2 separate regions of the Homo sapiens genome follow, and region 1 is linked to region 2. The links are chromatin contacts, found by Hi-C or POLR2A ChIA-PET in ENCODE. All regions are on one chromosome and are shown on one strand. Each heading gives the region's core, a stretch centred on a gene start or an enhancer-like site at or near the end of the contact. The rest is flanking DNA. Distances are from core to core; before and after follow the strand shown. Region 1 has its middle 79 kb from the start of IFNG. Region 2 has its middle 40 kb from the start of IFNG.

The links. A loop is a pair of places that touch in the nucleus more often than their neighbours do. ChIA-PET counts read pairs that join two places held with the same protein, here RNA polymerase II (POLR2A). Pooled maps may share reads with other maps.
Region 1: a map of natural killer cell shows a loop between it and region 2 (6-fold over the local background). The contact joins two enhancer-like sites. A Hi-C loop is called at or near these places in 4 of 168 maps with a recorded cell type or tissue (Caco-2, Right ventricle myocardium inferior, naive thymus-derived CD4-positive, alpha-beta T cell and 1 more), 1 of 37 single-sample maps with no recorded cell type and 6 of 50 pooled maps. POLR2A ChIA-PET finds 5 or more read pairs at or near these places in 10 of 52 experiments (MCF 10A, OCI-LY7, PC-3 and 6 more).

Annotation. Positions count from the first base shown.
Region 1 is chr12:68,079,010-68,082,133 of GRCh38, reverse strand. No RefSeq gene overlaps it. Among named protein-coding and RNA genes, the nearest start is that of IFNG, 79 kb to the left of the region's middle. Within about 2 kb of position 1,338, at least 2 of the 41 ENCODE cell types and tissues checked have a DNase peak (open chromatin) inside an H3K27ac peak, as active enhancers do; they include natural killer cell, where a contact is called at or near this core.
Region 2 is chr12:68,118,058-68,121,173 of GRCh38, reverse strand. No RefSeq gene overlaps it. Among named protein-coding and RNA genes, the nearest start is that of IFNG, 40 kb to the left of the region's middle. Within about 2 kb of position 1,318, at least 2 of the 41 ENCODE cell types and tissues checked have a DNase peak (open chromatin) inside an H3K27ac peak, as active enhancers do; they include natural killer cell, where a contact is called at or near this core.

The sequences.
Region 1 (3,124 bases), core at 89-2,588, 39 kb after region 2:
TTTTAAATCATATTTGTCACCTCTGATATTTTTCTTGTTACCGTCTCATCTCATTCAAATTTAAGCAGAGACCTTTCACAGAGCAGGGACCTTGTATAATTTATGTGTGTGTGTGTGTGTGTGTGTGTGTATGAGAATATGTGAGAATAGTATATATATAATGGATTCTGGCACATAATAGGCTCTTGATACACATTAGTTAAAGAAATGGGTGAATAAATGCATGCAAGCATGGCCAGTTCTGTAAAAGGCATGTTGGAGATACATGGTAAATATGAAAATGTTCTCTGTCACATATGGAGCTTCCAATCTGCCTGGTGGCCCAAACAACAGAGCATTGTATGACTAAGCAGTATCCTATGTGGTATTGACGGGAGTTCAGAGAAGTGTGTGGGAAATGCAAGAGACCTAAGCTCTGGGCCTGAGTTCCAGTATTTGCATACTGCTCCATTATGCAAATCATTTAACCAAATGTATAGAATTTCCATACCCAACAATGTGGTTGCAGGAGGAGTTGAATGGTGCTAAAACTGTCTGGTGATAGTTTACGCTTCAACAGCCAATCCAAACAACTTTTTTCCAATACGTTTGCATTCAAGTATGTTTTCAACAGAAATATTTTGAGTGGGTTTTAAGTTTTATACAAACTTGGTAAATAATTGGGCAAACTTCTGTCCTTCCTAAACAAGCCTGTGTAGGATGACCTTAAGGGTTTTTTTTTTACATTAATTTATAGGCACAGTAAGAGACCAGTGAGAGAGAACTTGGTGATGCCAATATTCTGAAGGATATTTGAATATTTTTGTTTTTTCACTTAATTGGGTTATTTTTTAATCTTAATTGATTACATTACTTTGGCTTTTTGAAGCTTAATTCTTGTTGAAAACTAACTCTTTTTGGAATCTTTTATTACGCATTTACTTAATAGACTATTAGAGTTAAAGCCTTAGTGGTGTGTTGAGCTAATTAATACTTCTGTCATTTGCCCATGTGGAAATTGTGTTCACTTCCCAGGGAGATCCTCCTATTATCACGATAGATATAACAGTGAACATATTAATTAAGTGAATACCCCCAAAGATTAAAAATAATTGTTTTAATTTTATAGTTTCTTGTTGAAAAGTGAGGAAAAAAGGTTTAAAGAATCTGCCTAGGAGAAACAGGTGTGTGAGGCAAACATGGGAAGGGGAAACTTAGCATTCTTTATCTTCTTTCTTCTGGAGCAATCCTATCACAGCAAACACTTCAAGAATTTACTGCTATTGCTTTTCAGATAAATGACTTGGGGTGTGAAAAACAGCACATCCGCCCTGTGGTTGAGCATTGTTTTCTGTGAGTAGCTTAGCTTTGAAATTCTCTGTAGTGGTGGGCTGGTGGTACTCCCCTGGCCTCTCCTGGAGATTCCTTTCTAACTTAGTTACTTTCAGTTTACTGAAAGACCCTAAGATGACCTGAGGAAAGCTCTGTTGTTTTTTTTCATTTCCTGACACCACACTGCAGTGAACACATCTTCAAAAAATAGATTTCTGCATGTGAAAATATACTCATATCCTATTTTATCAAGAAAGCAGCATCTTAGTTTATTGGATTCATGACTTAATATCATAACACCCCAAATAATAGAGACCACCTGACCCACATTTTTAAATAACTAGTATTTTTCCCCCTAACATCAACTTTTAGGGGAAGAGGAGAGTACCAACTGTTTCAGGAATACATTTAGTTACTTTTAAAGTGTTATGTTATAAAACAAAAAAAATTAATTTTTAGAAGTATGACTCTAAACATAACTCCTTTTGTTTATACTTAGATGAAAATTAAAATATTGCTTTATTAATATTAGCAAAATCCCTGTAACCCCTAAGATGGATAGATTCTTGTAACCAACTAAGGCCCTTAAAAAGTTGTATTTAATATATACTTTCTTTCACCCAAATTGAAGAAAATAGGCCTGAAGTTCAAACTATTTCATTTATTCAACTAGTTACCAGATAAAAAGGATGGTGGCCTCTTCCCATGGCTTCTAATCAGGAAAGGCCCTGACCAACTATGTAGAAACCTAAAGAGGACTTATTGCCTCAGAGCAGAAAGAGAACCCCCAACAAATGGACAGTGACCTAAACCCTCCAGTAAATTATGCAGAAATGAATATTAGGCTCCAACTGGTTACAGTGTGAAAGGCAGGATTCCTTGGTGGTAGAGGAGAGAGGTATTACACACAAAATTCCGCCAAGTGCAAAAGGAAGAGACAGGTTGCCATTTATGACTGCACAAGTTGTATTCTGTACCACTATAAGGTGTAGAAGGGTTCCGTTGTTAAGGAACGGTATCAATATGTCCCTGAGGGTTGTGTAGCAACAGTAGAGAGTCATAAAGATTTCTTAGGACATATGTAGAAACTAACTCACTGTATTACACTGCCCAAGTCATTTAATCGCTATTAGCCCCAATTTCCTTGGTCAGAGATTACTTTTTACCCACCCAATAATCATTCTTGCCTACTTCCTTAGCTTTGAGCCCCTATATTGACAGAAATAGATTTGTGTCCAGATTAAAACAACAAACAAACAAACAAAACAAAACAAACGAAGTGCACTCCCCAGGCTTCCTTGCAGATAGAAGTGGCCAATGGGAAATCTCTAAATAAAAATGACTCAGCTGGGAAATAGTCTTTCTCTTTTAGCCCTCCTCTTACCCAGAACAAGATTGTAGTAGCTAGAACTCCTGCAATTGTAAGGTGACCTTGAAGTCACCTTGAGGATGGAAACCACCCAAGAAAAATGATGAAGTGGAGAGAAAAGGAGGGTGGGTCTCTGATGTTGATGAACCTACCATAACAGCTCGCACTCCTCCGCTCCCTTCTCACATGAGATAAAATACAACCCTATTTTGATTAAGCTACTGTTGGTTAAGTATATGTATCCACCCTAATCATAATCAATGGATACATCATCTGTAATGATATTTGTGTGGATGAAAAGAAATAAAAGAGGACTTATTGGGAAACATGTTGTGAACAATAAAATGCTATATTAATGTAATGGTTTTGTGAGATTCTGGGCTCAAGTAGTGTCACTTGGAGGTGCTAATGAAAACGACAGGCACATTTTCAAAATGATGTGCA
Region 2 (3,116 bases), core at 69-2,568:
GCAATCATATTATATATGCTGGTGGCTCAGTTTCAGCTTGTGGTCATCTAAGATCTTCTGACTTTTTTTTAAACCTTGGCAAGCCAGGGTCTTTCTATCTGAAATGTACATAATCGATTATTTTTAAAACCTTTAATGCAGGCCTTTAACATTTATCTCTTTCAAATAGTACCTTATTAGTGTAAGCCAAATTTTCCAAACATATTCTAAAGCTAATTTCATCATTGTTTGCTTTATAGTCCTGCCTAGGACCTTACTTTTTAAGATGCCTGGTTCTCTTCCTTAGAAACTAGGGATGGCGGTGTTCCTGTTACTATAATTTGTGCATGGAAAACTAGATTGAGCTCAATTTCATTCCTGGGAAACAACAACTTTCTTAGCTAAAATATAAACCCTAACTGGAAAGCAACTGACCAGAGGTTAAGAATTGCATTTTGAAATAGTAATTGACCACAAATCAAAAGACATGTACTATTTAATGTGCTTGATTGATTTCAAGCTTCCAAATCCTCAAAGCTAAAAACTGTCATCATAATGTACTTAGTTAATGGGTGACTGTATTTTTAGAAAAGCTTTTGACAAAAGGCTAGAAAAAGACTTAAATGCATAAACCAGGGTATTTTCTTGCCTGAGTATTCCATTAATTGAGATTTTATACTTAACACCTTTTTTTTAAGTTTTACAAAGGACCATGAAATTGTGATCCCTGTGAGGTAGATGGGCTATTTTTATTTCACTTCTAAGAAGATCAAGGTATAAGGTACCTATTTCCTCGGATGTTATGAACCCAAAGAATATAATGATGACATTTTGATTTTCCACCCAGGCCTTTTGCCATGACTTTCCCAGCACTCACGTCAGATATCTTCATTCACAATTTAAAAAGAAGAGTTATGTCTCAAGGAGAAAAATCTAGGTAGGAACAGATAGAAACAGTTTTACATAGAGCTCAGCTAATTGTGTGAAGTTGGTGGTCATGAAACTGTGGGACTCTGAATGTTGGTTACACCAAGGCGCAATGTGGGCAGAAGATGCTTCCTCCAGGCAGCTTGGGCAAACTGTTTAGTGCAACACCCTTGCTGTGTAGGCTTATTTTTAGCAGAAACAGGGACCTTGAACTCATCAGCTCATTTTGAGTTCAATATGAAATCTGAACCTAGACCCGAGAAGATGCCTACCTGTGTCCCCACCCGCCCCCTTGGTGTGCTGCCAGAAAATGTTTACTCAGAGCAGCAGCTGAAGTCTGTTTGGGAACCTGCAGCCTGTGTACATCCGACTAGTGACCAAGATGCTTGGGTGTGTGCTGACTCATTTAAGAACAACTGATTTAGAGAGCTGCTGGGGTGTGGGTGTTAGTGTGCTGTGGTTCATTTTCCAGCATGCTACCAGAAAAGCACTGGATGGAAGTGGCAAATGACAAAGTCAAAACACAGTTACTGTACTGTTCAGAATATAGACAGCAATTTCCTTTCTAAATCTGTCTTTTAGGATGCCCTAGTCATTAGCATCTGGATTTGGCAATATTTTAGAAATATTTAAATATAGCTATGTTTAATGAGCACTTACCACATGCTAGGCATTTTTCTAAATGTTTTACAGGCGTTAAATCATTTAGTTCTCATAGCCACACTCTGAGTTATCTGTTCTCATCTGTCATCATGGCCATCTTGCAGTTGGGGACAGCTGAGGCTTGGGGATATGTAATTAGCTTAAAGATACCAGAGTATCTGTGGCAGAGCATGATATAAATCTAGGTCTGACTCAATGTCAGACTCAATATGACTCAAGTCTATATTGTTAACCTGTTAAATGTTACTGAGGTTTTGGTGCTATTTAAATAGAAATAAATGGGTTGTGCTTAATGTTCAGTAAATACAATTTCTATACCACTTTCTGATTTTTTTTGTATATGGATATATATGAAATAGAAGTCAAGCGTTTGTCCATTTAATCTGAAAATGTGCACTCAATTGTGATTAGGTGTAGGAAGATGGTGCGACGATCTTTTTACACGTGATGGATTCTTAAGTCTTTTTAATTCTTTCAGGTGGCTGATCTCTGTTCAGGGATATGTCAAACAACCCTTCTTTCTCCAGCAGGCAAGAGGCAGGTCTGGGTGGGACACTCTGGGCTGGGCTGGGCCTAGCTTCTGGAAACACCCAGGGATCCCTTAAGTCATAGCCTAAGTCAGGGTCCTGGGGCCATTGAGAACTCTTCATGGTTAAGAAGGGGGGATACCTGAGGGTAAGTTAATTACTCCAATGGCATAAATCAGTGTTTCAGACATACATTTAATCATCTGTAACAACTTTTGTTGACCCTATCTTAAGGTCATTTGAATCTTTTTCCAGAAGCCTATTGCTCTTGGCAATCTGAGGGATGGGGCAGTTAGAGACAGAGGGCTTTGACCCATATGTCTCAGGCCTCATCAGCATGACTACAGAATAGAGACATTTATTTATTTATTTTGTAATTGCCTAAATTACGAAATTGTGTACTCCCCTCCTTTTCTTGCCCAAATGCTAAAAACTGGAACCCCCTACCTCAACTGCTCTCTCAGTATTCTGAGAGCTCTCAGTGTCAGGTTTCACTGTTCCTCCCTCCTCCACTCCCCAGGTCTCTGTCTTCCTCTGCGCTGTCATGACCTTCGGGGCTGGGCTGCTGTGATCATCCCTGCCACCTTCCAGAGACCACTCTCATACCCTCTGCTTGATCTCAGAAAATAGACCTCTGCCCTCCTGTTTTCCAGCTTGTCTGAACTGTATGTAGCACAGGCCCTTCCATAATTCCCCGTAATACAACTGAGGCCAACCACGTAAGTATAGGCATACTTTGTTTTATTGCGCTTCGCTTTCCTGTGTTTTGCAGATATTGTGGTTTTTACTAATTGAAGGTTTGTGGTAACCCCTTATATCCACCTGGTCTATTGGCTCTGTTTTTCCAACAGCATATGCTCACTTTGTATCTCTGTGCCACATTTTGATAATTCTCATAATGTTTCAAACCTTTTCATTATTATTATATGTGTTGTGGTGATCTGTGATCAGTGATCTTTGATGTCACTATTGTAATTGTTTTGGGGCGCCGAGATCTGTGCCCCTGTAAGACAGAGATCT